Regions from separate parts of the Homo sapiens genome. Here region 2 is linked to region 1. The links are chromatin loops, found by intact Hi-C in ENCODE. Cell type or tissue: mammary epithelial cell. All regions are shown on one strand. Each heading gives the region's core, and the rest is flanking DNA. Links, peaks and the distances in the headings are about the cores only.

Region 1 (16,820 bases), core at 3,629-11,628:
TGGGCAGGGCATCTCTGAAAAATAAGGCAGCAGCCCCAGTCAGGGGCTTATAGATAAAACTCCCAACTCCCTAGGACAGAGCACCTGGGGAAAGGGGCAGCTGTGGGCACAACTTCAGCAGACTCAAACACTTCTGCATGCCAGCACTGAAGAGAGCAGCGAATCTCCCAGCACAGCGCTCCAGCTCTGCTAAGGGACAGACTGGCTCCTCAAGTGGATCCCTGACCTCTGTGCCTCCTGACTGGGAGGGGTTGACAGACACCACATACAGGAGAGCTCCGGCTGGTATCTGGCAGGTGCCCCTCTGGGACAAAGCTTCCAGAAGAAGGAACAGGCAGCAATCTTTGCTGTTCTGCAGCCTCCACTGGTGACACCCAGGCAAACAGGGTCTGGAGTGGACCTCCAGCAAACTCCAGCAGACCTGCAGCAGAGGGGCCTGACTATTAGAAGGAAAACTAACAAACAGAAAGGAATAACATCAACATCAACAAAAAGGGCATCCACACAGAAACCCCATCCAAAAGTCACCAACATCAAAGACCAAAGGTAGATAAATCCACGAAGATGGGGAGAAACCCACGCAAACAGGCTGAAAATTCCAAAAATGCCCTTTTTCCTCCAAAGAATTACAACTCCTTGCCAGCAAGGAAACAAAACTGGATGGAGAATGAGTTTGATGAATTGACAGAAGTAGGCTTCAGAAGGTGGGTAACAACAAACTCTTCAAAGCTAAAGGAGCATGGTCTAATCCAATGCAAGGAAGCTAAGATCCTTGAAAAAAAGTTAGATGAATTGCTAACTAGAATAACCAATTTAAAGAACATAAATAACCAGATGGACCTGAAAAACACAGCACAAGAACTTTGTGAAGCATACACAAGTATCAATAGCCGAATTGATAAAGCAGAAAAAAAGATATCAGAGATTGAAATCAGCTTAATTAAATAAAGCGTGAAGACAAAATTAGAGAAAAAAAATGAAAAGGCACGAACAAAGCCTCCAAGAAATATGGGACTATGTGAAAAGACCAAACCTACGTTTGATGGGTGTACATGAAAATGATGGGGAGAATGAAAACAAGTTGGAAAACACTCTTCAGGATATTATCCAGAAGAACTTCCCCATGCTAGCAAGACAGGCCAACATTCAAATTCAGGAAATACAGAGAGCACCTCAATGATATTCATCGAGAGAGCAACCCCAAGACACATAATCTCATCAGATTCACCAAGGTCGAAATGAAGGAAAAAATGTTAAGGGCAGCCAGAGAGAAAGGTCGGGTTACCCACAAAAGGAAGTTAATCAGACTAACAGCGGATGTCTCTGGAAAAAACCCTACAAGCCAGAAGAGAGTGGGGGTTAATATTCAACATTCTTAAAGAAAAGAATTTTCAACCCAGAATTTCATATCCAGCCAAACTAAGCTTCATAAACGAAGGAAAAATAAAAGCTGAGAGACTTTTTCACCACCAGGCCTGCCTTACAAGAACTCCTGAAGGTAGCACTAAACATGGAAAGGAAAAACCAGTACCAGCCACCACAAAAACATACCAAATTGAAAAGACCATTGACACTATGAAGAAACTTCATCAACTAATGGCCAAAATAACCAGCTAGCATCATAATGACAGGATCAACTTCACACATAACAATATTAACCTTAAATGTAAACAGGCTAAACACCCCAATTAAAAGACACAGCCTGGTAAATTGGTTAAAGAGAGGAGACCCATCAATGTGCTGATTCAGGAGACTCATCTCACTTGCAAAGACACATATAGGCTCAAAATAAAGAGATGGAATAATATTTCCAAAGCAAATGGAAAGCAAAAAATAGCAGGGGTTGCAATCCTAGTCTCTGATAAAACAGACTTGAAACCAACAAAGATCAAAAGAGACAAAGAAGGGCATTATATTATGGTAAAGGGATCAATGTAACAAGAAGAGCTAACTATCCTAAATATATATGCACCCAATACAGGAGCACACAGATTCATACAGCAAGTTCTTGGAGACCTACAAAGAGACTTAGACTCCCACATAATGATAGTGGGAGACTTTAACACACCACTGTCAATATTAGACAGATCAACGAGACAGAAAATTAACAAGCATATCCAGGACTTGAACTCAGCTCTGGACCAAGCAGAACTAATACACATTTACAGAACTCTCCACCCCCAACCAACAGACTATACATCCTTCACAGCGTCACATCACACTTATTCTAAAATTGACCACATAATTGGAAATAAAGCACTCCTTAGCAAATGAAAAAAACGGAAATCATAACAGTATCTCAGATCACAGTGCAATAAAATTAGAACTCAGGATTAAGAAACTCACTCAAAACCACACAACTACATAGAAACTGAACAACCTGTCCCTGAATGACTACAGGGGAAATAACAAAGTTAAGGCAGATCTAAGTAAGTTCTTTGAAACACATGAGAACAAAGACACAATGTACCAGAATCTCTGGGACACAATTAAAGCAGTGTTTAGAGGAAAATTTATAGCACTAAATGCTCATAAGAGAAAGCAGGAAAGATCTAAAATTGACACACTAACATCACAATTAAAAGAACTAGAGAAGCAAGAGCAAACAAATTCGAAAGCTAGCAGAAGGCAAGAAATAGCTAAAATCAGAGCAGAACTGAAGAAGATAGAGACACAAAAAACCCTTCAAAAAAATCAATGAATCCAGGAGCTGGATTTTTGAAAAGATCAACAAAATAGACCACTAGCCAGAATAATAAAGAAGAAAAGAGAGAAGAATCAAATAGACGCAATAAAAAATGATAAAAGGAATATGACCATTGATCCCACAGAAATACAAACTACCATCAGAGAATACCATAAACACATCTATGCAAATGAACTAGAAAATCTACAAGAAATGGATAAATTCCTGGACACATACACCCTCCCAAAACTAAACCAGGAAGAAGTCGAATCCCTGACTAAACCAATAACACCTTCTGAAATTGAGGCAGTAATTAATAGCCTACCAACCAAAAAAAGTCCAGGACCAGACAGATTCACAGCCAAATTCTACCAGAGGTACAAAGAGGAGCTGGTACCATTCCTTCTGAAACTATTCCAAACAATAGAAAAAGAGGGACTGCTCCCTAACTTATTTTTTGAGGCCAGCATTATACTGATACCAAAACCTGGCAGAGACGCACACACAAAAAAAGAAAATTTCAGGCCAAGATCCCTGATGAATATCGATGTGAAAATCCTCAATAGAATACTGGAAAAGCGAATCCAGCAACACATTAAAAAGCTTATCCACCACGATCAAGTTGGCTTCATCCCTGGGATGCAAGGCTGGTTCAACATATGCAAATCAATAAATGTAGTCCATCACATAAACAAACCAATGACAAATTCCACATGATTATCTCAATAGATGCAGAAAAGGCTGTTGATAAAATTCAACACAACTTCATGCTAAAAACTCTCAATGAACTAGCTATTGATGGAATGCATCTCAAAATAATAAGAGCTATTTCTGAAAAAACCCACAGCCAATATCACACTGAATGGGCAAAAACTAAAGGCATTCCCTTTGAAAACCTGCACAAGATAAGGATGCCCTCTCTCACTGCTCCTATTCAAAATAGTATTGGAAATTCTGTCCAGGGCAATCAGGCAAGAAAAAGAAATAAAGCGTATTCAAATAGGAAGATAGGAAATCAAATTGTCTCTGCAGATGATAGGATTGTATTTTTAGAAAACCTTGTCGTCTCAGCCCAAAAACTCCTTAAGCTGATAAGCAACTTCAGCAAAGTCTCAGGACAGAAAATCAATGTGCAAAAATCACAAGCATTCCTATACACCAATTATAGACAGAGAGCAAAATCATGAGTGAACTCCAATTCACAATTGCTGCAAAGAGAATAAAATACCTAGGAATCCAACTTACAAGTGATGTGAAGGACCTCTTCAAGGAGAATTACAAACTACTGCTCAAGGAAATAAGAGGGGACACAAACAGGTGGAAAGATATTCCAGGCTCATGAATAGGAAGAGTTGTGAAAATGGCCATATTGTCCAAAGTAATTTATAGATTCAATGCTGTCCCCATCAAGCCACCACTGACTTTCTTCACAGAATTAGAAATACTACTTTAAATTTCATATGGACCAAAAAAGTGCCCACATAGCCAAGACAATCCTAAGCAAAAAGAACAAAGCTGGAGGCACCATGCTACCTGACTTCAAACTATACTACAAGCCTACAGTAACCAAAACAGCATGGTACTAGTACCAATACAGATATATAGACCAATGAAACAGAACAGAGGCTTTAGAAATAATGCCACACATCTACAACCATCTGATCTTTGACAAACCTGACAAAAACAAGCAATGGGAAAGGGTTCTCTATTTAGTAAATGGTATTGGGAAAACTGGCTAGCCATATACAGAAAACTGAAACTGGACCCCTTCCTTACACCTTGCATAAAAATTAATTCAAGATGGATTAAAGATGTAAAAATAAGACCTAAAACCATAAAAACCCCAGAAAAAAGCCTAGGCAATACCTTTCAGGACATAGGAATGGACAAAGACTTCATGACTAAAACACAAAAAGCAATGGCAACAAAAGCCAAAACTGACAAATGAGATCTAATTGAACTAAAGAGCTTCTGCACAGCAAAAAAAAAAAAATTAAAAAAAAAAAAAAAAAAACTACCATCAGAGTGAACTGGCAACCTACAGAATGGAAGAAAATTTTTGCAATCTATCCATGTGACAAAGGGCTAATATCCAGAATCAACAAAGAACTTAAACTTACAAGAAAAAAATCATACAACCTCATCAAAAAGTGGGCAAAGGATATGAACAGACACTTCTCAAAAGAAGACATTTGTGCAGCCAAGAAACATATGAAAAAAGGCTCATCATCACTGGTCATTAGTGAAATGCAAATCAAAACCACAATGAGATACCATCTCACACCAGTTAGAATGGCAATTATTAAAAAGTCAGGAAACCACAGATGCTAGAGAGGATGTGGAGAAATAGGAATGCTTTTACACTGTTGGTGGGAGTGTAAATTATTTCAACCATTGTGGAAGACAGTGTGGTGATTCCTCAAAGATCTAGAACCAGAAATACCATTTGACCCAGCAATCCCATTACTGGACATATACCCAAAGGATTATAAATCATTTTACTATAAAGACATATGCACACGTATGTTTATTGCAGCACTATTCACAATAGCAAAGACTTGGAACCAACCCAAATGCCCATCAATGACAGACTGGATAAAGAAAATGTGGCACATATACACTATGGAATACTATGCAGCCATAAAAAAGGATGAGTTCTTGCTGTTTGCAGGGACATGGATGAAGCTGGAAACCATCATTCTCAGCAAACTAACACAGGAACAGAAAAGCAAACACCACATGTTCTCACTTATAAGTGGGAGTTGAACAATGAGAACACATGGACACAGGGATGGGAATATCACACACTGGGGCCTGTCAGGAGGTGGGGGGCTAGGGGAGGGATAGCACTAGGAGAAATACCTAATGTAGATGACAGGTTGATGGGTGCAGCAAACCACCATGGCAAGTGCATACCTATGTAACAAACCTGCACCTTCTGCACCTATATCTTAGAACTTAAAGTACAATAAAAAAAGAGTCCATAGTAGTCCCATTCTACCCAGAGAAATCATTTTTCCAGCCAATCTGCCTAACAAAAAGTAATAAAAGAAATGCATGAGCCCCAAATTCTCCAGCTTGTTGGTGGCTTGCTTCATAATAATAATGATAATTTGATTTAGTATGTATCTTCCTGCTCCTATGCTGTCAGACGTCCCTTCTCTTCTTTGGTGGCTCAGTGCCACTAAATACATTTTGAACACTTATTTGTTTAGACCTGCTGGGGATCACATTTTGTTTTGTTGAGCAGATCTTTCCCTGTGCTGCTTTCCCTGAGTTGAGAGCCAGCCAACAAATTTGAAGCCCCCTCACCATCTGTTCCAATTTTTATATCTGCGTTGTTGGGCATCAATGAAAAGGCGAAAGTGCCACTGTGCCCCCAGGGACAGGGTAACAGTGGAATCACCTGGATGCTGCCTGATCTTATGCCAGACAACAGAAAGCACTTAGGCCACGTAGTTTTCACCCCAAATAAGAGCTTCAATTCAGAAGCATTGAACACATAAGGGTTCTGACATTGTCTGTAGATAATAAAGTAGTATTAGAGATTGTTGGGGGTGGGGACTGACTGGATAACTTTGAGGATTCTAGGCCTTTGGGTCTGTTTCATGTATGCTTGGTGTCAGCTTCTGCTACCTTTCTTTTTGAGTCACCGATGCCCATCCACCTTCCCAACCTGCTGTCTCATTCTTTTGAAATTATCCTAACCACTAAACCACCATGGACAATTCTTTTTTTAACAAAGCATGTTTTTTATTGTGGTAAATTATACATAGCATAAAATTTACCATTTTGAATGTACAATTCAGTGACTTTAAGTGCATTCACAATGTTGTGTAATCATCACCACTCTATTTCCAGAACTTTTTCATGATCTCAAACAGAAATTCTAATCAGTAAGCAATAACTCTCCATCCACATTCCCCATCCTCTGATAACCTTTTTTCTACTTTTTGTCTCTATTAATTAACCTATTCTAGATATTTCATATAAGAGGACTCATACAATATTTTCATTTGTGTCTTGCTTACTGTTTTTTAAGGCTCATCCATGTTATAGCATGTTTCAGAACTTCATTCATTCTTAAGGTTGAATAATATTCCATTATATGTATGTATCACATTTTGTTTATCTATTCGATTGTTGATGAACTCATGGGTTGTTTTCACCTTTTAAGGATTGTGAGTAATGCTGCCATGAACACTGGTGTACATGTCCCATTCTTGAACAAATCCCAACCTAGCCTTAAGGTAGGTCAGTGACCTCATACAGTAGGATTGTGACTTAGTTTAGACATGTTATTGGGGTGAGTTCTGAGCAACTTAAAAGCATGTGAGTAACAACTACCTTCTCTCCTTCGGTCCATACTAACCTTCTCCCTCAGTATCGGTTAAAACTAAAATAATTACCTAAATAATTCAGAAATTCCACTCCTAGAAATAGACCCAAAAAAATGAGTGTACAGGACCATTAAAATACCTATATCAGAATATTCCCAGTAGCTTTATCCATAATAGGCAAAAACTGGAGCCAGCCCAAACGTCCATCAAAAGGAGACTATTCCAGGTCACTGGAATACAACTTGGCATACTGTAACATGGATGAATCTCACAGATATTATGTTGAGGAAAAGAAGCCAAACACAAAAGAGGACATACTGTATATAAAGTTTATACAAAGTTTATATACAAACATACTATATATAAACTTTATATAACCTCTTTATAGTTTAACATATTGTATATAAACATTATATAAACTTAATATAAAGTTTATATACAAACTTACTGTATATAAACTTTTAATACAAAGTTTATATACAAACTTACTGTATATAAACTTTATATAACCTTTATATGAAGTTCAAAAAAGGCAAAACAAATCTATGATGACAGAGGTCATCAATTGCTACCTCTTGGGGGAAGGCATTGATGGGAGAGTCATGGAGAAGTTTGGCAGTTTTTTACAAAACTAAACATACTCTTACCATACAATTCAGGAATCATACTTCTTGGTATTTAGCCAAATGAGTAAAAACTTATGTCTGTGCAGAAAAAGGTACACAGATGTTTATAGCAGCTTTATTCATAATTGCCAAAACTTAGAAGCAACCAAGATATCCCTTCAATAGGTAAATGAATAAATAAACTGTGGTACAACCACATAATAGAATATTATTCAGAGGCAAAAAGAAATGAGCTATCAAGCAATGAAAAAACATGGAGGGACCTTAAATGCATATTACTAAGTGAAAGAAACCAACCAAAAAAGGTCACGTACTATACAATTCCAACTATATGACATTCTAGAAAAAACAAAACTACAGAAACAGTAAAAAGATCAGTGGGTGTCAGGGGTTAGGGAGAGGGAAGGATGAATAGGTGAAGTGCAAATGATTTTAGGGCAGTGAAAATACTCTGTGTAATTCTATGATGGTGGATACATGTTATACATTTTTCAAAGCCCACAGAATGCACAACACCAAGAGTGAACCCTGATGTAAACTATGGACTTTTAGTGATAATGAGATGCCAAGGTAGTTTCATCAGTTGTAACAGATAAACCACTCTGTTGTGAGATATTGATAAAGTAGGAGGGTATGCATGTGTGGGGGCAAAGTATATAGAAACTCTATATTTTCACTCAATTTTGCTGTGAACATAAAATTGCTGTGCAAATAAAGTACATTAAAAAATAATGTTCAAAGAACTAAAGGAAACCATTCTGAAAGAAAAAAAGGAAGGAGTAAAAATGAAGGAGTAAGAACACCTATACATTCTATCCTCCATAAATGCAATAAGAAAACTGGTTTTAAAATTGTCAGAATCAACTCTTTTGGACATAGACATTAACTAAAGTCTTACAGCAGTCTGGGGACCATTTATTTAAAAAAAATGGGTGAATCTTAATAAGAACAGCAAGCCACAAGTCTTACGACATTTTTATCTTTAGTGTTCCCACCTCCTCTTTCCCAGTTCCATGGTACTTTTGAAAACCAACAGCCCACTATCATGATGAAAATTAGCAACGTGGTAACAACTACATAGGGCAAAACAGGGTTGAGATGCTTCAAAGCCTCATTCAGAGATAATTTGCTATTATATGACCTCTTTGGTTGTTCCTCTGAAGACCTGACTGAGTACAAAAAGACCTTTCCCAGGGGGTTTATCAGAAACAGAGGCAACTGTTTTACCAACACACTATCCGAGGTGTGGATAAGAGTTGGTGCAAACACTAAACTAACCAAAAAGTTTAAAATAAAAGCAAAAAAACAAAAAATGGGACACTCATAGGGGCTTTGATAATCTTCTACATATTCCTGGAAATGTAGAGGGCCATTCACATGTTTCGGGTTGTATCCATGGTCAGGGCCGAGCACATGCTCATAAAAGACTTGAGGAGGCCCTAAGCTCTCACCTCTGGCTGTCATTAAGGTGCTGCACAAGCAGGAAGTAAAGGTTAAAATGAAGTTGTAAACTGCCTGGCTGAGGGTTGAAATCGTGTTTCAACATGTACACAGAGCCCTTCAGTGAAGACTGTTAGGCTTATTGGTTCTAGGCATTTCAGTTAATATTTGTTGAATTTTTAGCTGGCCACTAAGATAAGCAAGCAGAGGCTTCAATGGTTACACATAGGAAAAAAAAAGATTTTGCAGAATTAGTAGTGAAAATTTATGAAATAAACAAATAGAGACAAGAACAAACACTGGGGAGGAGGAATACCTCATTCCAGCATACTGTCTATCTATATCTGTTTATCTACAATTTAAAAGAAAAACAAAGAAGTTAAAAGGATTAAAACCACACAAAATATGTTCTCTGAAAACAATGGAATAAAATTAGAAATCAATAAAAATAAAATTTTGAAAATGTATACGAATATGTGTTAGTTAAACAATAGATTCCTTAACAACAGGAGATCAAAGAAGAAATCACAAGAAAAATTAGAAAATAATTTGAGATGAGTGAAAACAAAAACCTAACTTAGAAAAACTTATGGGAAGCAGCTAAGGCACTGCTTAGAGGGAAGTTTATAGCTGTAAATGCCTATATTAAAAAGAAGAATGATCTTAAATTAATAACCTAGTGTTCCACCTTAAGAAACTAGAAAAAAAGAAAAATAAACACAAGGCAAGCAGAAAGAATGAAAGGGTAATTATTAAAGCAGAAATAAATTAAAAAGAGACTCAACAAACAATAAAGAAAATCAACAAAACCAAAGTTGGATCTTTGAAAAGACCAACAAAATTGACAAAGCTTTAGCTAACCTGATCAAGAATCAAAGGGAAAATTCAGATGACTAAAATCAGCACTGAAAGGGAATATGTTAATCTGAAGCTTACAGAAATAAAAAGGATTATAAGAGGATATGATGAAAATTTGTATGCCAACAAATTAGATAACCTAGATGAAGTGGACAAATTCCTAGAAAAATACATATTACTGAAAGTGACTCAAAAAGAAATAGAAATTTGAATAGACTTATAAGAAGTAAAGAGATTGGATTTGTCTTCAGAAAGCTGCTCACAAAGAAAAGCCCAGAACCAGATGGTTTTACTGGTGAATTGTACCAAATATTTAAACAATTGAAACCAATTGTTCACAAACCCTTCCAAAAAATTGAAGAAGATACATTCTCCAACTCAAACAAATGGTAGTCTGACTTTTAGTTTTCTGAGGAATCTTCATACTGTTTTCCACAGTGGTCGTACTAGTTTACATTCCCACCAGCAGTGTAAAAGTAGTCCCTTCTCACATCCATGCCAACATCTATTATTTATTTAACTTTTAATTATGGCCATTCTTGCAGGAGTAGGGTGGTATTGCATTGTGGTTTTAATTTGCATTTCCCTGATAGTGATGTTGAACATTTTTTATATGTTTTTATATGTTTGTTGGCCATTTGTATATCTTCTTTTGAGAACTGTCTATTCATATCCTTTGCCCAATTTTTGATGGGATTATTTGTTTCTTTTTCGATGATTTGTTTGAGTTCCTTGTAGATTCTGGATATTACTCCTTTGTCGGATCCATAGTTTGTGAAGATTTTCTCCTACTTGGTGGGTTGTGTGTATACTCTGCTGACTATTTCTTTTGCTGAGCAGAAGACTTTTAGTTCAATTGAATGCCATCAATTTATCTCTGTTTTTGTTGCATTTGCTTTTGGGTCCTTGGTCATGAAGTCTTTGCCTAAGTCAATGTCTAAAAGAGTTTTTCCGGTGTTATCTTCTAGTATTTTGATGGTTTCAAGTCTTAGATTTAAGTCTTTGATCCATCTTGAGTTTATTTTTGTATAAGGTAAAAGATGAGGATCAAGTTTCATTCTTCTACATATGGCTTGCCAATTATCCCAACACCATTTGTTGAATAGTATGTCATTTCCCCACTTTATGTTTTTGTGTGCTTTGTCAAAGATCACTTGACTATAAGTATTTGGCTTTATTTCTGGGTTCTCTATTCTATTCCATTGGTCTATGTACCCATTTTTATACAAGTACCATGCTGTTTTGGTAACTATAGCCTTGTGATATAGTTTGAAATCAGGTAATGTTATGCCTCCAGATTTGTTCTTTTTGCTTAATCTTGATTTGTCTATGTGGGCTCTTTTTAAAATCCATATGAATTTTAGGATTGTTTTTTCTAGTTCTGTGAAGAATGATGATGGTATTTTGATGAGAATTGCATCAAATATATAGACTGCAGCTGGGCACAGTGGCTCATGCCTGTAATCCCAGCACTCTGGGAGGCCGAGGCAGGCAGATGACTTGAGGTCAGAAGTTCGAAACCAGCCTGGCCAACATGATGAAACCTCGTCTCTGCTAAAAATACAAAAATTAGCTGGACATGGTGGCACACTCTTGTAATCCCAGCAACTCAGGAGGCTGAGGCATGAGAATTGCTTGAACTCAAGAGGCAGAGTTTGCAGTGAACCGAGATTGTGCCACTGCATTCCAGCTTCGGTGACGGAATGAGACTCCATCTCAAAAAAAAAAAAAGAAAGAAAAGAAAGAAAAAGAATATGTAGATTGCTTTTGGCAGTGACATACTTGTTGGACTTTCTAACTTGTCCTAGACATCCTCTTTTCTTAAGCAACCAGTTATTTTATTTTAGGACAAGAATTTCCCATACAAGATTCTTTGTAACATTTCTTACCATAAATACCTCTTCACCTTTGTAATCTTTTAATTAGACGAGCTACTTTTATTCTGTTAGGAAGTTATGGTTTGTATTACATGTTGTTGTGTGAGTCCTGAGAAGAGGGAGCAGATAAGGAGGTTATCTACATGATGTAGAAGTTATCCCCCATCAAGGGATTGCTCGGTTAGATTTCTTGTTTGTGTGAATAAGTGTGGGCTATATTTAAAACTCCTGAGGTAAGAATATTTAGGTTGAAGCTATTGGTTATAGATCTAGGTAGCTTTCCTGGGAGAAATAGGGCTATTAGAGGGAAAGAGGAATTTAGAGTTTGGGTAAATATAAAGCAGACACCCATCTTAGAAAGTATATTCTTGTCCCAAAGGGGGGTGGGGTATTTAGATATTACCAGAAACTCTTGGGAGAATGGTAATTTATCCTTTAAGTAGAATAAAGTGGTGTGAATTTTTCTACTGAAGGAAGGGGTGCCACTTGGCCCCATTACCTGACAGGATTTGGAGGAGAGTTGCTTAGAGAAGAAGATTAGTACAGAGTAGGCAGTTCTTGAACTTAAAAAATTTATTTATTTTACTTGCCACCTCCAGAGTTGCCTTTGGCTTTGTCTTGTTGATGATGACTCTGATTTGGGAGCCAGTCAGAGAAGAGAGTACCTGCAGCTCAAGGCCATTAGGGGTTGGGATTCTGTTCTGGGGAACATTTTGACCCTTAGGGCAGTTTCATTTTCAGTAGCCGAGCTTGTGGCAGAGGGGACAAGCCACGCAGGGCTTTTTCACATTTATCCCATTAAGGCAGTTTGCCTTTCAGTGGCCTGGTCTTTTGCACGATGGCAGTTACCTGTAGGAGTGTCCTTAGGGCTACCTGGAGGGGGTTGGGGGCTTGTAAAACAGCCAACAGTTGAGACTGCCTAATGTTCCTGTGTTTTTCTTTTTTCTTAGCTTTGTTCTCCTTATTCGGCTCTCAGTTATAAAAGAATGAGGAGGCTAATTTGAGGATTTCCTGCATAGGGGCCATGCTGTATTACACAAGAAAATTAGACATTTCTTTTTGAGAGTCTGAGGGTTAAATTAATCCCAGTGTTTTAGGAAGCAACCCCGAGGTGAGTCTGAGGGAACAGATGAGATTTGTCCTATGATGGGACTGAAAATGACAAGCTGCTGGGGGTAATGTCCGCTGCGGTCATGAACTGCACTTTGTCTCAGGGCATCCTGCCGAGGAAAAGGGTTCCACTCACGTCCACTGAGGGACTTCGAGATGCACTTTCCAAAGGGGCATCCTACCTATTGGAAGGATCTCCCAGCATTGTGGCTGATGGCCCTGGGGTTTTATGCTGGATGGCTAGTCCAGGTAGGAGGAATGAGGATGAATGGAGAACACAGCCTGGAACTAGCCCAGGAGAAGGAATGGGAATGGGGAGATTCACCTGAGGCCACTTGAAATCATCTGATTTGGCAACATCCAGAGCAGGTTTGGCTGTCTTTACAGTAGAATTTAGAATGAGGAAGAGGGGGTCTGAGTTCCCCAAAACATGTGTAGGTTAGCTTTAGTCGAGCTTTAGCTGCCAATCATGCTACATGTAGGGATTGGGGACTTTGGGGAGAGAGCTTTCCTCTCTTCCGAACAAGGCAGACAAACCTGTTCACCCCCTGACCTTCAGACTCCACCAGAGAGTAGCTCTGGCCAGTGACCATCAATTGCCAGAAAGATACTGGAATTTTTTCACAGGAAGACTGGAAAGAAAAACAAAACTCTAAACTCCCACCCAATTGGGCAGTGGTCAGACGTGCTATCAGGACCTTCTGGTCTTCTGGGGAGTGGCCTCAGCTGGGATCGTCAATTGGCTCCAGGCTTGGACACTGTCCACCAAGAGGTTGGAGTTAGGGAAGAGAAAAGGGAGAAACTAGGAGACACGTTCTTAAGCAGTTCCTGAGCACTCCCTGAGTAGCTCCCGAGCATTCTTCTAGCAGTCTTGGAGCACTCCCTGATCAGTCCCACACACTCCCCATATGGGCCACCAAAATGTTGTGGGTGCAACTAGCTGGGGCTGATGTTGTGGGCAGTAAAGGAATTTACTAAGACAGTTGTGGGTAAAGGAAAAAGAATTTATTAAAGAAAGTACAAAGACATGTTGCAAGAAAGCAATGGGCAGCACAGCAGGGAAGAGGCTGCCTGCAAAGAAGCAGGGGATGGACAAAAGTTTTATAAGGTCATGCTGGAGGGGGCTATGTGCAAGTGAATTTGTGCTGTATGCTAAGAATATGTTGGGGTAATTTTTAACTGCCAGGTCTTTCCTATCCAGGTGCCCAGGGGAAACACTATGCTGCTTTTAGCTGTCTTGCGACCCACATGCTTTCCGTTTCTGGTGTTGCAAGATACTGACTGTGGTTTTTCACACAAAGAGGTGAGCTCTGCAAACTGGGTTAGGTCCCTGTTCTGCCAGCCTGGCTCCTCCCTGGTTCCTGTTAACTTATTGATTTACTGGGGCCCCAAAGTTACCAGGAACTTGTGGTAAGGAGAGGAGGGTAGTAGAAAGTGACTGATAATGAATATGAAGTTTCTTTTAGGGATGATAAAAATGCCCTGAAATTAGATAGTGGTGGTATTTGTATAACTTTGTTTTTTTTCTGTTGTTGTTGTTGTTTTTTGACATAATTTTACTCTTGTCACCCAGGCTGGAGTGCAATGGTGCAATCTTGGCTCACTGCAACCGCTGCCTCCCAGGTTCAAGTGATTCTCCTGTCTCAGTCTCCTGAGTAGCTGGGATTACAGGCACCTGCCACCACACCCAGCTAATTTTTGTATTTTTAGTACAGATGAAGTTTCACCATGTTGGCCAGGCTGGTCTCGAACTCCTGACCTCAAGTGATCCGCCCATCTTGGCCTCCCAAAGTGCTGCGATTACAGGTGTGAGCCACCAGGCGCAGCCTATAACTTTGTGAATAGACTAACATCCACTGAATTATACATTTTGAAAGTGTGGAATTTGTAATATGTGAATTTCATCTCAATATTAAAAAATTACAATTAAAAAACAAAGTAAAAAGATGCCACGAGATTTATCAAATGGAGAATATTAATATAGAGGTGTAAATTATTTTTAAAAATAACCAAACAGAAATTCTAGGGTTAAGAAAAGTTCTTCATGCTGAAAGAAAGTGACTCTAGACAGCAATTTGAATCCACACATAGAAACAAAGAGCAGTAGTAAAGTTATTTATGGAATAAAAGACAGTGTAAATTCATATTTCTTCTCTGTTCTCCTTAACTGATTTAAAAGACAATTGTATAAAGCAATATGTATACTGTTGGGTCTATACCATATAGAAATGTAATATATTTGACAGTAATAGCCCAAAGGAGGTAGATGAGAGCAAATTTATATTAAAGAAAGAAAATATAACAAAATCTATAAATGTATACTTGCTTTCCTCTTTTTCTCCATTTCTTTAATAGACTTGAAATTGTATAAAGTAATAACAATATATTATTGCATTTGTGACATATATAAATGTAATATATATATATATATATATATACATAACAATAATAGCACAAAAGGGGGAGATAATAGAGCCATGTAAGTGTTTCTTTATCTCACCAGAATTAAGTTTGTATAAGTTGAAGGTGATTTTCACAAGTTAAGACGTATATGTTAAGCCCTAGAGCAACCACTAACAAAATAACTAAAAAAAAAAAAAAAAAAAAGGCAGAAAACACTAAATAAATTAAAGTGTTACATTAGGAAATACTTACTGCAAAAGAAAGCAATAAAGGAGGAATAGAGGAACAAAACATGGGCTCCAAGATCAGAAGGAATAATTCAGAAGAAGAAATAATTCTGGATTTTCAAGTTTCAAGAGTGGATTTTAGCAAAGACCCTTTGGGCCTACACTGATTGCAAAAAAAACACACAGCTCAGCAAATCCCTAACAGACAGTACTTGGGCAGGGTTTTACTTTGCAAAGATATTGCATTTGCAAGGAGCAGTTTATGGAGCTATCTTTATTTTGGATATTTTTCCACAAGCCCTTTTCTATTTGGGTGAGACTAAATTCTGCCACTGGTAATAAGACCCTTACCTTACCTTCTCAGAAATGTAGACCATTGAACAGTTTTTCACTTATCCAGAAAAGTGGCAGCTGAACCACCCTGCTGCCAAGTTGTTCTATTTACATAGACCCAAAACTCACCAAAGATACCCCTAACCAGGATGAGGAAGAAAATTGTACTAACAGAGAAAGACAAGACAAGGGGCTCAGGCTAAACTAGAAGTTTTCTTGGAGAGGTCAATGGATATGTAAAAATAGTGGGTGGAATTGACACTTCCTAAACCCCTCTGACAAGATCCAAACCAAGGGCTGTGAGAAAAATTAAGTTATTCTGGGATTGGAAGACTTTCAGCTATGGGTGGGCGAATTGGCTGGGAGACAGAAAACAAGAGGTTAAAATAACAATGTCTTTTGACAGCAAATTCTACCACAGGACAGGTCTGCAATTTCACATGGTTATAAATAATCTGAAGAGCAAGGTAATGCTTTTAGTGAAATTGAGTTTCTAATTCATACAGCAAGTGTTCATGTAGAACCTATGTACTAAGCTTGGTCTGGCAGTGGAAGATTTTGTGATGAAAAAGACATTGCCCCTTTTGGGAGGGATTGTATAATCAGGTTGAGATTCACACGTGAAGAGAGCCACTCAGTGTCATTTCATTCATGAGCTGAAGCCAGGGGAGGACCAGACAATATGGTACATTAGTGAGGAGGGGAGGATGGACAGGAGGTTTCCGAGGGAAAGCAAGACTGAAGCTGGTCCTAAAAGATTAGATGTTGGGACTTTGGGGACTCGGGGAAAGAATGGGAAGGGGGTGAGGGATAAAGGACCACAAATTGGGTTCAGTATATACTGTGTTCGGGAGATGGGTACACCAAAATCTCACAAATCACCACTAAAGAACTTACTCATGTAACCAAACACCACCTGT
Region 2 (16,820 bases), core at 3,327-11,326, 180 kb before region 1:
ATTTATGTGATGCACTCTCTCTCCCTCCCTTTCTCCACATGCACAGAAGAGAGGGCAAATGAGGACATGGTGAGAATCTGCTAGCCAGGAAGACAGACCTTACCAACACCAAACCTGATGGCACTTTGATCTTGGATTTTCAACCTCTAGAATTGTGAGAAAATAAATTTCTGTTGTTTAAGATATAAGTCTGTGGTATGATGTTATGTCAGCCCTAGCACACTAATACACATATGTTAATAAGGAAAGAAAATCTAAAATCAATAACCCAAACATCTTCTATAAGAAACTGGAACAAGAGATAGAACTACACCTAAAGCAAGTAGAAGGAAGGAAATAATAAAGATTAGAGAAAATATTGATGAAATATAGAATAGAATCAATAAGTAATAGAGAAAATCAATAAAATCAAAAACTGGTTCTTTGAAAAAAAAATTGGCAAAACTTTACTTAGCCTGACCAAGAAAAAAAGAGAGAAAATGCAAATTACTTAAATCAGAAATAAAAGTTGAGACATTATTCATAATGTTTAAAATAAAATGAGGATACTATGGATAATTATACATCAACAAACTACATAAATTATATGAAATAGCCAAATTTCTATTTTTAAAGCAATCAAAATTGACTTAAGGAGAAATCCCACGTTTGGACAGACAAACAGGTGAAGAAATTGAATCAGTAGTCAAAGACCTTCCAATAAAAGAGAATTCTAAGACCAGATGGCTTGTCTGGCAAATTTTATTAAATATTTAAAGAGTAATTAGTAGCAATCTTTCTCAAACTCTTTCAGGCTAGATGTGGGGTCTCATGCCTGTAATCCCAGCACTTTGGGAGGCTGAGGCAGGTGGATCACCTGAAGTCAGGAGTTTGAGACCAGCCTGGACAACATGGTGAAACCCTGTCTCTACTAACATGGTGAAACCCTATCTCTACTGAAAAAACAAAAATTAGCCACGAGTGGTCGCATGTGCCTGTAATCCCACTACTCAGGAGGCTGAGGCATGAAAATCACTTGAACCCAGGAGGGGAAGTTTGCAGTAAGCTGAGGTTGTGTCACTGCACTCCAGCCTGGGCAACAGAGTGAGACTTCATTTCAAAAAAAAAAAAAAAAAACTATTTAAAAAACAACAAACAAACAAAAGAAAGTGGAATAGTTGATAATTTATTCTGAGGTTAGCATTACATTAATACCAAAAACAGATAAAGATCCTACAAAAAACTGTAAACCAATATTCTTTATGAATATTGATGTAAAAATTTTTAACAAACTACTACCAAACTGAATACATCAGCATCATAAAGAATTAAATATCATCCCAGGGATGAAGCCCACTTGATCATGGTGGATAAGCTTTTTGATGTGCTGCTGGATTCGGTTTGCCAGTATTTTATTGAGGATTTTTGCATCAATGTTCATCAAGCATATTGGTCTTAAATTCTCTTTTTTGGTTGTGTCTCTGCCCCGCTTTGGTACCAGGATGATGCTGGCCTCATAAAATGAGTTAGGGAGGATTCCCTCTTTTTCTATTGATTGGAATAGTTTCAGAAGGAATGGTACCAGCTCCTCCTTGTATTTTTGGTAGAATTCGGCTGTGAATCCATCTGGTCCTGGACTCTTTTTTGTTGGTAAGCTATTGATTATTGCCACAATTTCAGAGCCTGTTATTAGTCTATTCAAAGATTCAACTTCTTCCTGGTTTAGTCTTGAGAGGGTGTATGTGTCGAGGAATTTATCCATTTCTTCTAGATTTTCTAGTTTATTTGTGTAGAGGTGTTTGTAGTATTCTCTGATGGTAGTTTGTATTTCTGTGGGATCGGTCGTGATATCCCCTTTATCATTTTCTATTGTGTCTATTTGATTCTTCTCTCTTTTCTTCTTTATTAGTCTTGCTAGCAGTCTATCAATTTTGTTGATCCTTTCAAAAAACCAGCTCCTGGATTAATTAATTTTTTGAAGGGTTTTTTGTGTCTCTATTTCCTTCAGTTCTGCTCTGATTTTAGTTATTTCTTGCCTTCTGCTAGCTTTTGAATGTGTTTGCTCTTGCTTTTCTAGTTCTTTTAATTGTGATGTTAGGGTGTCAATTTTGGATCTTTCCTGCTTTCTCTTGTGGGCATTTAATGCTATAAATTTCCCTCCACACACTGCTTTGAATGTGTCCCAGAGATTCTGGTATGTTGTGTCTTTGTTCTCATTGGTTTCAAAGAACATCTTTATTTCTGCCTTCATTTCGTTATGTACCCAGTAGTCATTCAGGAGCAGGTTGTTCAGTTTCCATGTAGTTGAGCGGTTTTGAGTGAGTTTCTTAATCCTGAGTTCTAGTTTGATTGCACTGTGGTCTGAGAGACAGTTTGTTATAATTTCTGTTCTTTTACATTTGCTGAGAAGAGCTTTACTTCCAAGTATGTGGTCAATTTTGGAATAGGTGTGGTGTGGTGCTGAAAAAAAATGTATATTCTGTTGATTTGGGGTGGAGAGTTCTGTAGATGTCTATTAGGCCTGCTTGGTGCAGAGCTGAGTTCAATTCCTGGATATCCTTGTGAACTTTCTGTCTCATTGATCTCTCTAATGTTGACAGTGGGATGTTAAAGTCTCCCATTATTATTGTGTGGGAGTCTACGTCTCTTTGTAGGTCACTCAGGACTTGCTTTATGAATCTGGGTGCTCCTGTATTGGGTGCATATATATTTAGGATAGTTAGCTCTTCTTGTTGAATTGATCCCTTTACCATTATGTAATGGCCTTCTTTGTCTCTTTTGATCTTTGTTGGTTTAAAGTCTGTTTTAACAGAGACTAGGATTGCAACCCCTGCCTTTTTTTATTTTCCATTTTCTTGGTAGATCTTCCTCCATCCTTTTATTTTGAGACTATGTGTGTCTCTGTACGTGAGATGGGTTTCCTTAATAAAGCACACTGATGGGTCTTGACTGTTTATCCAATTTGCCAGTCTGTGTCTTTTAATTGGAGCATTTATCCATTTACATTTAAAGATAATATTGTTATGTGTGAATTTGATCCTGACAGTATAATGTTAGCTGGTTATTTTGCTCGCTGGTTGATGCAGTTTTTTCCTAGCCTCGATGGTCTTTACAATTTGGCATGATTTTGCAGTGGCTGGTACCAGTTGTTCCTTTCCATGTTTAGTGCTTCCTTCAGGAGCTCTTTTAGGGCAGGCCTGGTGGTGACAAAATCTCTCAGCATTTGCTTGTCTGTAAAGGATTTTATTTCTCCTTCACTTATGAAGCTTAGTTTGGCTGGATATGAAATTCTGGGTTGAAAATTCTTTTCTTTAAGAATGTTGAACATTGGCCCCCACTCTCTTCTGGCTTGTAGAGTTTCTGCCGAGAGATCCGCTGTTAGTCTGATCAGCTTCCCTTTGTGGGTAACCCGACCTTTCTCTTTGGTTGCCCTTAACATTTTTTCCTGCATTTCAACGTTGGTGAATGTGACAATTATGTGTCTTGGAGTTGCTCTTCTCGAGGAGTATCTTTGTGGCATTCTCTGTATTTCCTGAATCTGAATGTTGGCCTGCCTTGCTAGATTGGGGAAGTTCTCCTGAATAATATCCTGCAGAGTGTTTTCCAACTTGGTTCCATTCTCCCCGTCACTTTCAGGTACACCAATCAGATGTAGATTTGGTCTTTTCACATAGTCCCATATTTCTTGGAGGGTTTGTTCATTTCTTTTTATTCTTTTTTCTCTAAACTTCCCTTTTCACTTCATTTCATTCATTTCATCTTCCATCACTGATACCCTTTCTTCCAGTTGATCGCATCGGCTCCTGAGGCTTCTGCATTCTTCACGTAGTTCTCGAGCCTTGGCTTTCAGCTCCATCAGGTCCTTTAAGCACTTCTCTGTATTGATTATTCTAGGTATACATTCATCTAAACTTTTCTCAAGTTTTTAACTTCTTTGCCTTTGGTTTGAATTTCCTCCTGTAGCTCATAGTAGTTTGATCATCTGAAGCCTTCTTCTCTCAACTCGTCAAAGTCATTCTCCATCCAGCTTTGTTCCACTGCTGGTGAGGAACTGCATTCCTTTGGAGGAGGTGGGGCACTTCGCTTCTTAGAGTTTCCAGTTTTTCTGCTCTGTTTTTTCCCCATCTTTGTGGTTTAATCTACTTTTGTTCTTTGATCATGGTGATGTACAGATGGGTTTTCGGTGTGGATGTCCTTTCTGTTTGTTAGTTTTCCTTCTAACAGACAGGACCCTCAGCTGCAGGTCTCTTGGAGTTTGCTAGAGGTCCACTCCAGACCCTGTTTGCCTGGGTATCAGCAGTGGTGGCTGCAGAACAGTGGACTTTCGTGAACCGCAAAGGCTGGTTCAATATACACAAATCAAGAAACGTAATCCAGCATATAAACAGAACCAAAGACGAAAACCACATGATTATCTCAATAGATGCAGAAAAGGCCTTTGACAAAATTCAACAACCCTTCATGCTAAAAACTCTCAATAAATTAGGTATTGATGGGACGTGTCTCAAAATAATATGAGCTATCTATGACAAACCCACAGCCAATATCATAGTGAATGAGCAAAAACTGGAAGCATTCCCTTTGACAACTGGCACAAGACAGGGATGCCCTCTCTCACCACTCCTATTCAACATAGTGTTGGAAATTCTGGCCAGGGTAATGAGGCAGGAGAAGGAAATAAAAGGTATTCAATTAGGAAAAGAGGAAGTCAAATTCTCCCTGTTTGCAGATGACATGATTGTATATCTAGAAAACCCCATTGTCTCAGCCCAAAATCTCCTTAAGCTGATAAGCAACTTCAGCAAAGTCTCAGGATACAAAATCAATGTACAAAAATCACAAGCATTCTTATACACCAATAACAGACAAACACAGAGCCAAATCATGAGTGAACTCCCATTCACAATTGCTTCAAAGAGAATAAAATACCTAGGAATCCAACTTACAAGGGACGTGAAGAACCTCTTCAAGGAGAACTACAAACCACTGCTCAAGGAAATAAAAGAGGATACAAAGAAATGGAAGAACATTCCATGCTCATGGGTAGGAAGAATCAACATCGTGAAAATGGCCATACTGCCCAAGGTGATTTATAGATTCAATGCCATCCCCATCAAGCTACCAATGACTTTCTTCACAGATTTGGAAAAAAATTCTTTAAAGTTCATATGGAACCAAAAAACAGCCCATATTGCCAAGTCAATCCTAAGCCAAAAGAACGAAGCTGGAGGCATCACACTACCTGACTTCAAACTATACTACAAGGCTACAGTAACCAAAATAGCATGGTACTGTTACCAAAACAGTGATATAGATCAATGGAACAGAATAGAGCCCTGAGAAATAATGCCACATATCTACAACTATCTGATCTTTGACAAACCTGACAAAAACAAGCAATGGGGAAGGGATTCCCTGTTTAATAAATGGTACTGGGAAAACTGGCTAGCCATATGTAGAAAGCTGAAACTGGATCCCTTCCTTACACCTTATACAAAAATTAATTCAAGATGGATTAAAGACTTAAACGTTAGATCTAAAACCATAAAAACCCTAGAAGAAAACCTAGGCATTACCATTCAGGACATAGGCATGGGCAAGGACTTCATGTCTAAAACACCAAAAGCAATGGCAACAAAAGCCAAAATTGACAAATGGGGTCTAATTAAACTAAAGAGCTTCTGCACAGCAAAAGAAACTACCATCAGAGTGAACAGGCCACCTACAAAATGGGAGAAAATTTTCGCAACCTACTCATCTGACAAAGGGATAATATCTAGAATCTACAATGAACTCAAACAAATTTACAAGAAAAAAACAAACAACCCCATCAAAAAGTGGGCAAAGGATATGAACAGACACTTCTCAAAAGAAGACATTTATGCAGCCAAAAAACACATGAAAAAATGCTCACCATCACTGGCCATCAGAGAAATGCAAATCAAAACCACAATGAGATACCATCTCACACCAGTTAGACTGGCAATCATTAAAAAGTCAGGAAACAACAGGTGCTGGAGAGGATGTGGAGAAATAGGAACACTTTTACACTGTTGGTGGGACTGTAAACTAGTTCAACCATTGTGCAAGTCAGTTTGGTGATTCCTCAGGGATCTAGAACTAAAATTACCATTTGACCCAGCTATCCCATTACTGGGTATATACCCAAAGGACTATAAATCATGCTGCTATAAAGACGTATGCACATGTATGTTTATTGTGGCACTATTCACAATAGCAAAGACTTGGAACCAAGTCAAATGTCCAACAATGATAGAGTGGATTAAGAAAATGTGGCACATATACACCATGGAATACTATGCAGCCATAAAAAATGATGAGTTCATGTCCTTTGTAGGGACATGGATGAAATTGGAAATCATCATTCTCAGTAAACTATCGCAAGGACAAAAAACCAAACACCACGTGTTCTCACTCATAGGTGTGAATTGAACAATGAGAACACATGAACACAGGAAGGGGAACATCACACTCTGGGGACTGTTGTGGGGTGTGGGGAGAGGGGAGGGATAGCATTAGGAGATATACCTAATGCTAAATGATGAGTTAATGGGTGCAGCCCACCAGCATGGCACATGTATACATATGTAACTTACCTGCACACTGTGCACATGTACCCTAAAACTTAAAGTATAATAATAATAAAATAAAGAAAAGAATTAAATATCTTGACTAAATGATTTATTCCAGAAATGCAATACAGTAATGGGCCTCATAAATTTTTTTATCAATGATGGACCACATAAATGACAGTGGTCTCATAAGAGTATAATGAAGCTGAAAAATGTTTATTGCCTAGTGACTTAGTTGTCATAGCATTGTAGCACAATACACTACTCACATATTTGTGGTGATTATGGTGTATACAAACCTAGTATTAATAATAAACAACTCTGTTACTGGCTTATGTAGATATCATACTATATTTTCATCTTTATTTTAGAATGTACTCCTTCTATTTATGAAAAGTTCACTCTAAAACAACCTTAAGCAGGTTCTTCAGGAGCTATTCCAAAAGAAGGCATTATTTCCATAGAAGATTAAAGCTTTGTGTGTTGCTGCTCCCAAGGATCTTCCAGTAAAAGAAGACATGGAGGTGAAAGACAGTGATATTGATCACCCTGAATCTGGACAGGCCTAGGCTAATGTGTGTTTTCATGTCTTAGTTTTTAAGAAAAAAAGTTTTAAAAGTATTTAAAATATTAAAAATTTAAAAGTAGAAAAAGCTTATAGAATAAGGATATGAAGAAAAAATATTTTTGTACAGCTGTACAATGTGTATGTGTTTTAAAGCAAGTATTATTACAAAAGAATCAAAAATATTAAAAAATTAAAAAGCTTTTTAAGTGAAAAAGTTACAATAAGCTGAGATTAATTTATTAATGAAGAAAAAAACTTTTTTTGTAAATTTCATGCAGCCTGAGTGTACAGTGTTTATAAAATTTATAGTAGGGTTCAGTAATGTCCTAGGCCTTCACATTTACTAACCATTCACTCACTGACTCATCCAGAGCAACTTCCGGTTCCGCAAGCTTCATTCATGGCAAGTATTATATACAGGTGTACTGTTTTTATTTTTTATGTTGAATTTTACTGTACCTTTTCTATATTTAGATACACAAATACATATTATTGTCCTACAATTGCCTACATTATTCAGTACAGTCACATACTTTACAGGTTTGTAGCCTAGGAGCAATAGGCTACACTACAGAAACTAGGTATGTAATAGGCTATGCCATCTAGGTTCATGAAAATACATTCTATATTGCTCTCACAAAAAGAAAATCACTTAACAGTGCATTGTTTAGAATATGTCTCAATCATAAAGTGATACATGACTGTATAAAAATACCAATCAATGTAATGTTAGATGTGAGTTCTAAATTTCTCTTGAAAGGATCAATATGTCAGTATGTTCAATTCTTTGCCTTCTACTTTTAAACTTAACTTCCTCGTAAAGCAACCTTTTTCAATTACCTGCTCCATCCTGACTCATTCCCATTACCTTCTCCACTCTGACTCATACTCATTACCTGCTCCACCCTGACTCATTCCAATTACCTGCTCTGCCCTGACTCATTCTGATTGTTTGCTCCACCCGGACTCATTCCAATTACCTGCTCTGCCCTGACTCATTCTCCACCCTGACTCATTCTGATTTCCTGATCTGCCATAACCATTTTTTCCCGCCAAACCACTCACCTTGTCACTCTCTTTAAATTAGCCAATCAGAATTAGTTTAGCCTGTTCAGTCTAACCCTAGCCAATAGGGGAACAACAGCAGCAGGGACCACATGTGTCAGGAATAAGAACCCCTCCCCCTCCCTTGTCCAGGTGTGCACTCACCATTGCTCCATCTGTAAGGGTGGGCCCTTTTATAGAAGTACATTGCCTTGCTGAGAATTAAAAAAAAAAAATTATATTTGAATGCTATTTCTTTTGCAGCACCAAAATTTTATTTGTAACAACTTAGGGGCTCGCCCATGATTACATTCCCCTCCAGGGACAGTCTCTGGTTCTCCCTCGTGAGGAGGCGTGCCCCGCCCCCTTGTGGCGACCTCAGGGCTTAGGAATCAGCACCCACTCAGTGCGAGGAATAACCTGAGATCTCAGCAACGCAGAAAGAAACTGGCCAGCAACCTAGCTTAAAGGGTCCTCACCTACTGTGGCAACAACTCTGTGCACAGACCAAGGAAGGAGAAGCCATGTGAGCCAGTAAAGTACTTCCTTGGTGGTCAGACTCTGGAGGGCTAAATGTGTGTGTACATGAATGATCACAAACAACCCTGCTTGTGGTGTTGTTCATGTAGATGGTGACAAGTCCTACTGCTGGATGGAATGAGTGGGTCCTCTCCACAGTTCTATAGCTACCTCATATGGCTTAAGGTGGATCCTGCCATGGGATTTATACCAGCATGCCAACACTAAGAGGGGCCCCGAGGGAGCAGCCAGAGAGGACAACATGAGTGGGAAGTGGGCAAGGGACATTCAGAGGGGGAAAAGGAGGAAAGAGGTCAACTTTCCAGAGCAGCAAGGCAAGATACCTCCTGGTTTGAGGGGTTAGGCCTTCCGGAACAGGCAAGGCAAGACATCCCTGGTTTGAGGGGTTGAGGCTTTCAGGGCAGACAAGGTGAGACATCCCTGGTTTGAGGGATTGAGGCTTCCAGGACAGGCAAGACAAGACACCCCTGGATTGAGGGGTTGAGACTTCTGCAAATTTCAGGGGGCTGAACCTCACACAAAACTCCAGTAGTAAGAAAAATATTCAGAACTCCCCTTTCCTTTCTTCTCAGGGGAAGAAAGAGTAGCTCCACTCCCGCCTATCCCTCCCCTAGGGGAAGGGGAAGGAGAGTGGAGAACAGTAGCATAAGTGGCCAGCAGAGGCAGAGAAAAAGAGAGAGAGAGAGAAAGACAAAGAGGGAGTCAAAGAGAGACAGAGAAAGAGAGAGAGAGAGAAACAGAGAGAAAGAGAGAGAGAGAAAGAGAGATAGAAGTAGTAAAGAGGAAGCAGTGTACCCTATTCCTTTAAAAGCCAGGGTAAATTTAAAACCTATAATTAATAATTGAAGGTCTTCTCCGTGATCCTATAACACTCCAATACCATCTTGTCATCAGTGTAAACAAGGGCATAGCCTGAAAACACTGAGGCCAGTGACAACCCGTAGCCTTTCTAATAAAAAATCTTTAACCCAGTAACCCGCGGATGGCCCAAATGCATTCAATCTGTAGTGGCAACTGCTTTGCTAACAGAAGAAAGTAGAAAAATAACTTTTAGAGGAAACTTCATTGTGAGCACACCTCATCAAGTCAGAACTATCCTAAGTCGGAAAAATAAAAAGGTAGCTTACTGACTCAATAATTTTAAAGTATGAGGCTACTCTGTTAGAAAAAGATGATTTAACATTAAACACTGAAAATTCCCTTAACCCAGCATGTTTCCTAACAGAGGATCTAAATCTTAATTACCATCCAAAGGTTCGACCAGACCTAGGAGGTACTCCCTTCAGAACAGGCGATAGATGGTTCCTCCTGGGTGACTGAGGGAAAAAGACACAATGGGTATTCAGTAAGTGATAAGGAAACTCTTGTAGAAGCAGAGTTAGGAAAACGGCCCAATAATTGGTCTGCTCAAACTTGCAAGTTGTTTGCAATAAGCTGAACCTTAACGTACTTACAGAATCAGGAAGGAGCCATCTATACCAATTCTAAGTTAATTTGAACTGAACAAGGTCTTATTAATAGCAAAGAATAATTGAAATCCCAAACTTACAAGGTTTTCAACAAAAGTAAAGTTTGCTAGAAGTTAACAGTGTAACATGTATTATCCTAACTTGTAATCTTGTGGCCTTGCACAGTCTAGTCCACAGACATGAAGGAGGTCCACTTTGGAAAAGAATGGCTATCATCCTTGAGGAAAAAAAGGCGGGGGGGAGAATTTATGTAAAAAAGAATGTTATATGGTAAATTCTTGTCCTAAAATAAATTAAATGGTTGTTTAAAGAAAGGGATGTTTGCAACAAGTCAGAAAGTTGAGGCATGTCAAAGAATTGTCTTTGAAAGTCGTGAAAAAAAGTTATAAAAGGGAATTTATGCAAGAAATGTTGTATAATTTAAAAGTAATTAGGCCTCCTGAATGTAAACTATTGAAGAAAGAGTGTGCAATGTGTGTAAGGAAAGTAAAATATACTTTTGGTAAAAGGATTATAAGGAGGCATAAGAATGTGTATTTTTACCTACATTAAAAGGTTAAAAAATATTTTGTTTTAAAGGTTTAAGCAAGTTTTGAAAAGTTAATTGTAAAGGAAATTGTGTGTGTAAACATATTGGCTAAAGTTAAAGGTGTATCATCTGGTTTCTCTGTGAACTGGACATTAAAATAAAAGCACAACAGGTTTTTCTTAAAGCACTAACTTGCTCTTTAACAAAAATTATAAAAGACTAAAAAGAGTCTATAAAAATCTTACCTTATGGTCAGACATTAAAAATTGAATAAATATGTCTACAAGGTTTTATTAAAATTAAGCTTAACATTAATAACACACTAATATGAAGGTGAAATTTAGCTTATCTGGTATAAAAATAATACAGGAAGCATTGTTAAATATAAAATGGTGTTTGGCTTTCTTTGGTCTAAAAACTAATAAAAATAGGTGCTAAACAAAATTTATCAACAAGAAGGCACCAAGGACTATAAAGTCCACTGTTGATGTCCCCACATTTAAAACAAAAGATTAGTTTCTTAGAAATTATATACTTGGTTTATCCTCCACCTTCTCTTCCCTTAAAACAAGAGATCTTTTAGCACAGGCACCACCTTTGGGGTTTCCAGTACATCAGCATCAGCCTGGGGATCGTGTTCTCATCAAAGGGTGGAAAGAAGGGAAAGTCAAGCCAGCCTGGGGAGGACCCTACCTTGTGCTGCTAACCATGAGACTGCTGCTCGTACAGTGGAAAGGGATGGGTACAACACACCCAAGTCAAGCAATGTCATTATCCTCAGAATCATGGACCATTGTTCCTGGATCAAGCCCTACCAAATTAAACCTAAGGAAAGCTTAGTCTATCTTTTCCTTTCCTTTCCTTACCCAGTGCTTATATCCATTACTATTCCTACCACTAGCAACTCTAACCCCACTTTAAAGCACTTCTATGGTTTTGGAGCAGAGGTCACTGGAAAGGATCCTACAGGCTTCTTTAAGGTGTGCTTTGTTCTCCCTACTCCACCTCCTATGGCTGCCCCTTTCCCAAACCTGTGAAATCAAACTATGACTTGCCTCATGCCAAATGAAACAAGCAAGTTCTCAGTAGTAGAAATAGGAGGACTAAGGCAAACCATAGCCATTGAAACAGAGTATAAAGATGTAAATGCCTGGTCAAAATGGATTCAATATTCCACCCACAAGTTAAACTAAGACAATTGTTATGCTTGTGTGCACGGCAGGCCAGAGGCCCAGATTGTCCCTTTTCCACTAGGGTGGTCCTCCAATTGACTGGGCTTGGGCTGTATGGTAGCTCTTTTCCAGGATTCTACAGCGTGGGGTAACATGTCATGCCAAGCTCTCTCTCTGCTATATCCCGAAGTTTGACACCCTGTGGCTCAGCCCCTGGGGGCCATCCAGCTTTGATCTCTCAGAACTAAGTTCACTTCGTGTCTCTCACGACAGGGAGGAAGCTTAACATTCCTTGGAGACCTGAAGGGAGGCAGTGAGCTTAAAATTTTCAAAAGCTTACCAATTAGTCAGCCCTTATTCATCCCTGAGGAGATGTGTAGTGGTATTATGGTGGACCTTTACTGGACACTCTGCCAAGTAACTGAAGTGGTACTTATGCTTTAGTCCAGTTGGCTAACCCTTTCGCCCTGGCATTTCATCAACCAGAGAAAGAAAAAAAAATAAGACATCATAAAGCAAAAGAAGCCCCTTATGGGTCTTTTGACTCTCATATCTATTTAGACACAATTAGAGTCCCACAGGGAATACCAGATCAATTTAAAGCCCAAAATCAAATAGCTGCAGGATTTGAGTCAATATTTTGGTGGGTGACAATTAATAAAATGTAAATTGGATAAACTACATCTATTACAACCAACAGTGATCTATTAACTACACTAGAGATGCTGTTAAAGGAATAGCTGAGCAATTAGGGGCTACTAGCCAGATGGCTTCGGAAAAATAGGATAACCTTAGACATGATATTAGCAGAAAAGGGAGGAGTTTGCATCATAATTAAAACTCAATGTTGTACCTTCATCCCAAACAACTCCGCCCCTGAGGGAAGTATAACAAAGGCATTGCAAGGTCTGACTGCTCTGTCCAATGAGTTAGCCAACAACTCAGGGGTAAATGGCCCCTTTACAAGATGACTAGAAAAGTGGTTCAGTAAATGGAAAAGAATAGTAGCCTCAATTCTTACTTCCCTTGCAGCCGTAATGGGTGTACTTATTCTTGTCAGGTGCCGTGTCACACCATGCATCCATGGGTTGGTGCAAAGGCTCAAAAAATGACACTTACTGATACCTCCCTTAACTATCCTCCACCTTATCCAGAGAAGCTTCTTTTGGAAAATCAAGCAGAACAACTAAGCCAAGACATGTTAAAGAAGTTTGAAGAGAAAGAGCTGTAAGGAAATGCAAGAGGAGGGGTTGTTAGATATGAGTTCTAAATTTCTCTTCAAAGAATCAAGATGTCAGTATGTTCAATTATTTGCCTTCTACTTTTAAACTTAACTTCTTCTTAAAGCAACCTTTTTCGAGTACCTGCTCCACCCTGACTCATTCCAATTACCTGCTCCACCCTGACTCATTCTCCACCCTGACTCATTCCAATTTCCTGCTCTGCCATAACCATTTTTCCCGCCAAACCACTCACCCTGTTACTCTCTTTAAATTAACCAATCGGAATTAGTTTAGCCTGTGCATTCTAACCCTAGCCAATAGGGGAATGACACAGCAGCAGGGGACAAGTGTGTCTGGAATAAGAACCCCTTCCCCTCCCTTGTCCAGATGTGTGCTCACCATTGCTCCATCTGTAAGGCTGCACCCTTCTATAGAAGTACATTGCCTTGCTGAGAATTAAAAAGAAAATTTTATATTCAAGTGCTATTTATTTTGTGGCACTGAAACTTTATTTATAACAGTAAAATGCCACATTATTTGAATGATTTTAAAAAAACATAATCATCTCAATCAATGTAAAAAAAAAAAGCACTTGACAAATCCAAACCATTTGGTAACTTAAAGAATGCATTCAATAAACTAGGAATAAAAGGTAAATTCTTCAATATAATGAAGGGCATTAATTGAAAATCCACAAGGGAATGTTGCAGCACTACAGCCTGGATGACAGAGCCAGACCCTGTCTTAAAAAAACCCAGGGTCCCAGACCAAGATGGTAGATTAGAAGCAACTGTGGTCCATGGCACTCAAGGAGAGGAATGAAAGGGGTGAGTAAATACACACTTTCAACTGAAGTATCCAGGTACTCTCATTGGAACTAATCAGGGAAACAACTTGACCCACAGAGAACAAAAGCAGGGCAGGGCAACAGCCCACCCTGCAGTGACATGGAGCCAAGGGAACCCCCACCCCTAGCCAAGGGAAGTGGTGAGTGAATATGCAACCCCAGGAAACCACACTTCTCCTACAGATCTTTGCTACCCTCAAATTAGAAGATCCCCTCATGAGCCTTGTGCCTAACACACAGAACTGTGTGGAGTCTCAGCAGAGCAGCTTCTCAGCCACACACAGAAACCCAGTGTTATAGGAGTTATTAAGAAATTATTTTAGGCAGATAGAGAGGAAAAGGGGTCCTTGGGAAGTTTTTGTTTCTTTTTAAGCAGCTCCTGCTTAAATATAGAAAGCAGAAATGCTTCCTGTCTAGAAGGAAAGCTCCGACTCTTAGAGCTGGGCAGGAAACCTTTGATATGCAAATGCAAGCCACTAGAAACTGGGTCCACCCAAACATGGCGATTCCCACAGTTGTCCTCTTGCCCTTGCCCCGACATGTGCCTGGCAACATGGCTGCCCCCACATATCCCCACGTGTGTAGAACATCATGGTGCCCTGCATTTGCATATTTAAAAGCTAGGGTGGGAGGGCCAGTTTTTTATGGGCTACATGATGACATGCCTGGTCAAACCAATCCCCTGAGCCTTATGCAAACCAGACACTGCCTCCTCCAGCCTCCTCATATAACTAGCTGATTTCCATTGCACTCAATGTTTCCTCTCCCATCTTTGGAGCCCCACTCCCTTGGTCTCTGTATGGGGGAGCTTCTTCCTTCTTTCTTGCCTATTAAACTCTCCATTCCTTAAAACCACTTCACGTGTGTTCATGTCATTTTATCCAATTCAATTCGAGACGAAGAACCCTGGTGTTCCTCCACTCATCTGAGTTATATCACCAGGAGCTTTACATACTCCGGCCCTGGAATCCTCAACAAAGGTGAGTGCAACTCAAGCAAGGTGGGAGATTGGTACATACCCTTAGGAAGGGGGCTGAATCCAGGGAGCCACGCAGTATCAGTCTGCGGGCCCACTTCCACAGGACCTCACAAGATAAGACCACTGGCTTAGCCAGATAATAGCAATAGGATGGAGACTGCCTGAGACAGGATACAGCCCCTAGGGAAAAGTGGGCCACCATCTCTGCTGTTTTGTCAACTCAGCCATTCTAGCCTGCAGGCTTTGAAGTGCCCAAAGAGTTCGAATGAGGAAGGGTTCCCCCAGCACAGCACAGCTGCTTTGATAGAATGTGGCCAGACTGCTTCTTTAAGCAAGATCCTGGTTCATTTCTCTTCACTGGGTGGTACTTCCCAGATGGGGCCTCCAGCTACCCCTACCCATCTATATTCTATGGAAAGAACTCTGATCTCACCCTGGAATGAAGTGCCCAGAGGGAGGGGTGAACCACCACCTTGGTGGTTTGGACAACTCAGCCATCCCAGTCTGCAGGCTTTGAAGGGCCCAAGCTGACAAGATCAGAGGCAGTGCCCCAGCATGGCATCACTGTTTTCCCAAGGTGTGGTCAGACTGCTTCTTTAACAGGGACTCCGATTCATTCCTCCTCAATGGGTGAGACTTCCCAGCTGGTGCCTCCAGTCACCCCCACTTACTCATATTCTATGAACAGAGCTCTGATCTCTCCCTAGGGTGGAGTGCCTGAGGGCAGGGCAGGCCACCACGTTGGTTGTTTGGAAGACTTGATGACAGCCATTCCAGCCAGAGGGTTTTGGAGAGTCCAAGTCAATAGGGGCAGAGGCGGTTCTGCAGCATGACAAGGCAGTTTTGTCAAGGCATGGTCAGACTTCTTTTTTAAATGGAAACCTGATCCACTTCCCCTTATAGGGCATATCCTCCCAGCTGGGGCCTCCATCTATCCTCTTCCATATTCTAAGAACAGAGTTCTGATATCTCCCTGGGATGGAGTGCCCAGGGGGCAGGGCAGACCTCCACATTGGCTGTTTGGATATCTAAGCCAGTCAAGCCTGTGGGCCTTGGGGAGCCCAAATTGCTCAGGGGCTGAAGGGATCCCCAACACACCACAGCTGCTCTACCAAAAATCAGCCAGATTGCTTTCTTAAGTGGGTCCCTTATCCTTTCCTCCTGACTGGATGAGACCTCCCAACGGGGATCTCTAGCCACTTCCTACAGGCACATTTGGGCAGCCAACATGTCAGTGCCCCACTAGGATGGAGATTTCAGAGAAAGGGGCACGCTTCCATCTCTGTTGCTTTGTAGACTTCACTTGTGATACCTCCAGGTATGGGAAAAACTGAGGACTAGGGGTCGGGAGTGGGCCCCCAATGAACCAGAACAGCCCTATGGAAGAGTAGCCAGGCTGCCAAAAACAAACAAACAACAAAAACAAAATCCCCCAAAAAAACCCCATCCAAAAGACAGCAACCTCATAGATCAAAGGTAGATAATCTCACAAAGATGAAAAGGAATCAGTGCAAAAATGCTGAAAACTCAAAACTCTAGAGTATCCCCTTTCGTCCCAATGACTACAACACCTCTCCAGCAAGGGTTCAGAACTGGGCTGAGGATGAAATGGCTGAAATAACAGAAGTAGGATTCAGAATGTGGATAAAAATGAACTTTGCTGAGCTAAAAAAAAAAAAAAAAAAAAAGCATGTTGTAATTCAACACAAAGAAAGTAAGAAGCAAAATAAAAGAATGCAGAAGCTGACAACCAAAATAGCCAGTATAGAGAGAAACATAACCAACCTGACAGAGCTAAAAAACACACTAGGAGAACTTCACAATGCAATCACATGTATTAATAGCAGAATAGACCAAGTGGAGGAAAATATATCAGT

What was found. A loop is a pair of places that touch in the nucleus more often than their neighbours do. Peaks named below come from ENCODE experiments on the same cell type or tissue, not always from the same donor. Only the 100,000 strongest peaks of a DNase experiment are listed, where the experiment ranks them.
Region 2: it touches region 1 in a loop (31-fold over the local background); 3 of 110 quality-filtered maps call a loop at or near these places.

The regions. Positions count from the first base shown.
Region 1 is chrX:65,748,260-65,765,079 of GRCh38, reverse strand. No RefSeq gene overlaps it. Among named protein-coding and RNA genes, the nearest start is that of MSN, 89 kb to the right of the region's middle. RefSeq lists a silencer at 12,487-12,685 and an enhancer at 13,950-14,009. In mammary epithelial cell, for the core only: no CTCF peak of the experiment used is centred there; no DNase peak of the experiment used is centred there; H3K27ac peaks cover 3,298 bases.
Region 2 is chrX:65,924,103-65,940,922 of GRCh38, reverse strand. No RefSeq gene overlaps it. Among named protein-coding and RNA genes, the nearest start is that of MIR223HG, 83 kb to the left of the region's middle. RefSeq lists enhancers at 7,600-8,799, 14,208-14,407. In mammary epithelial cell, for the core only: no CTCF peak of the experiment used is centred there; a DNase peak (open chromatin) is centred at 8,112; H3K27ac peaks cover 1,161 bases.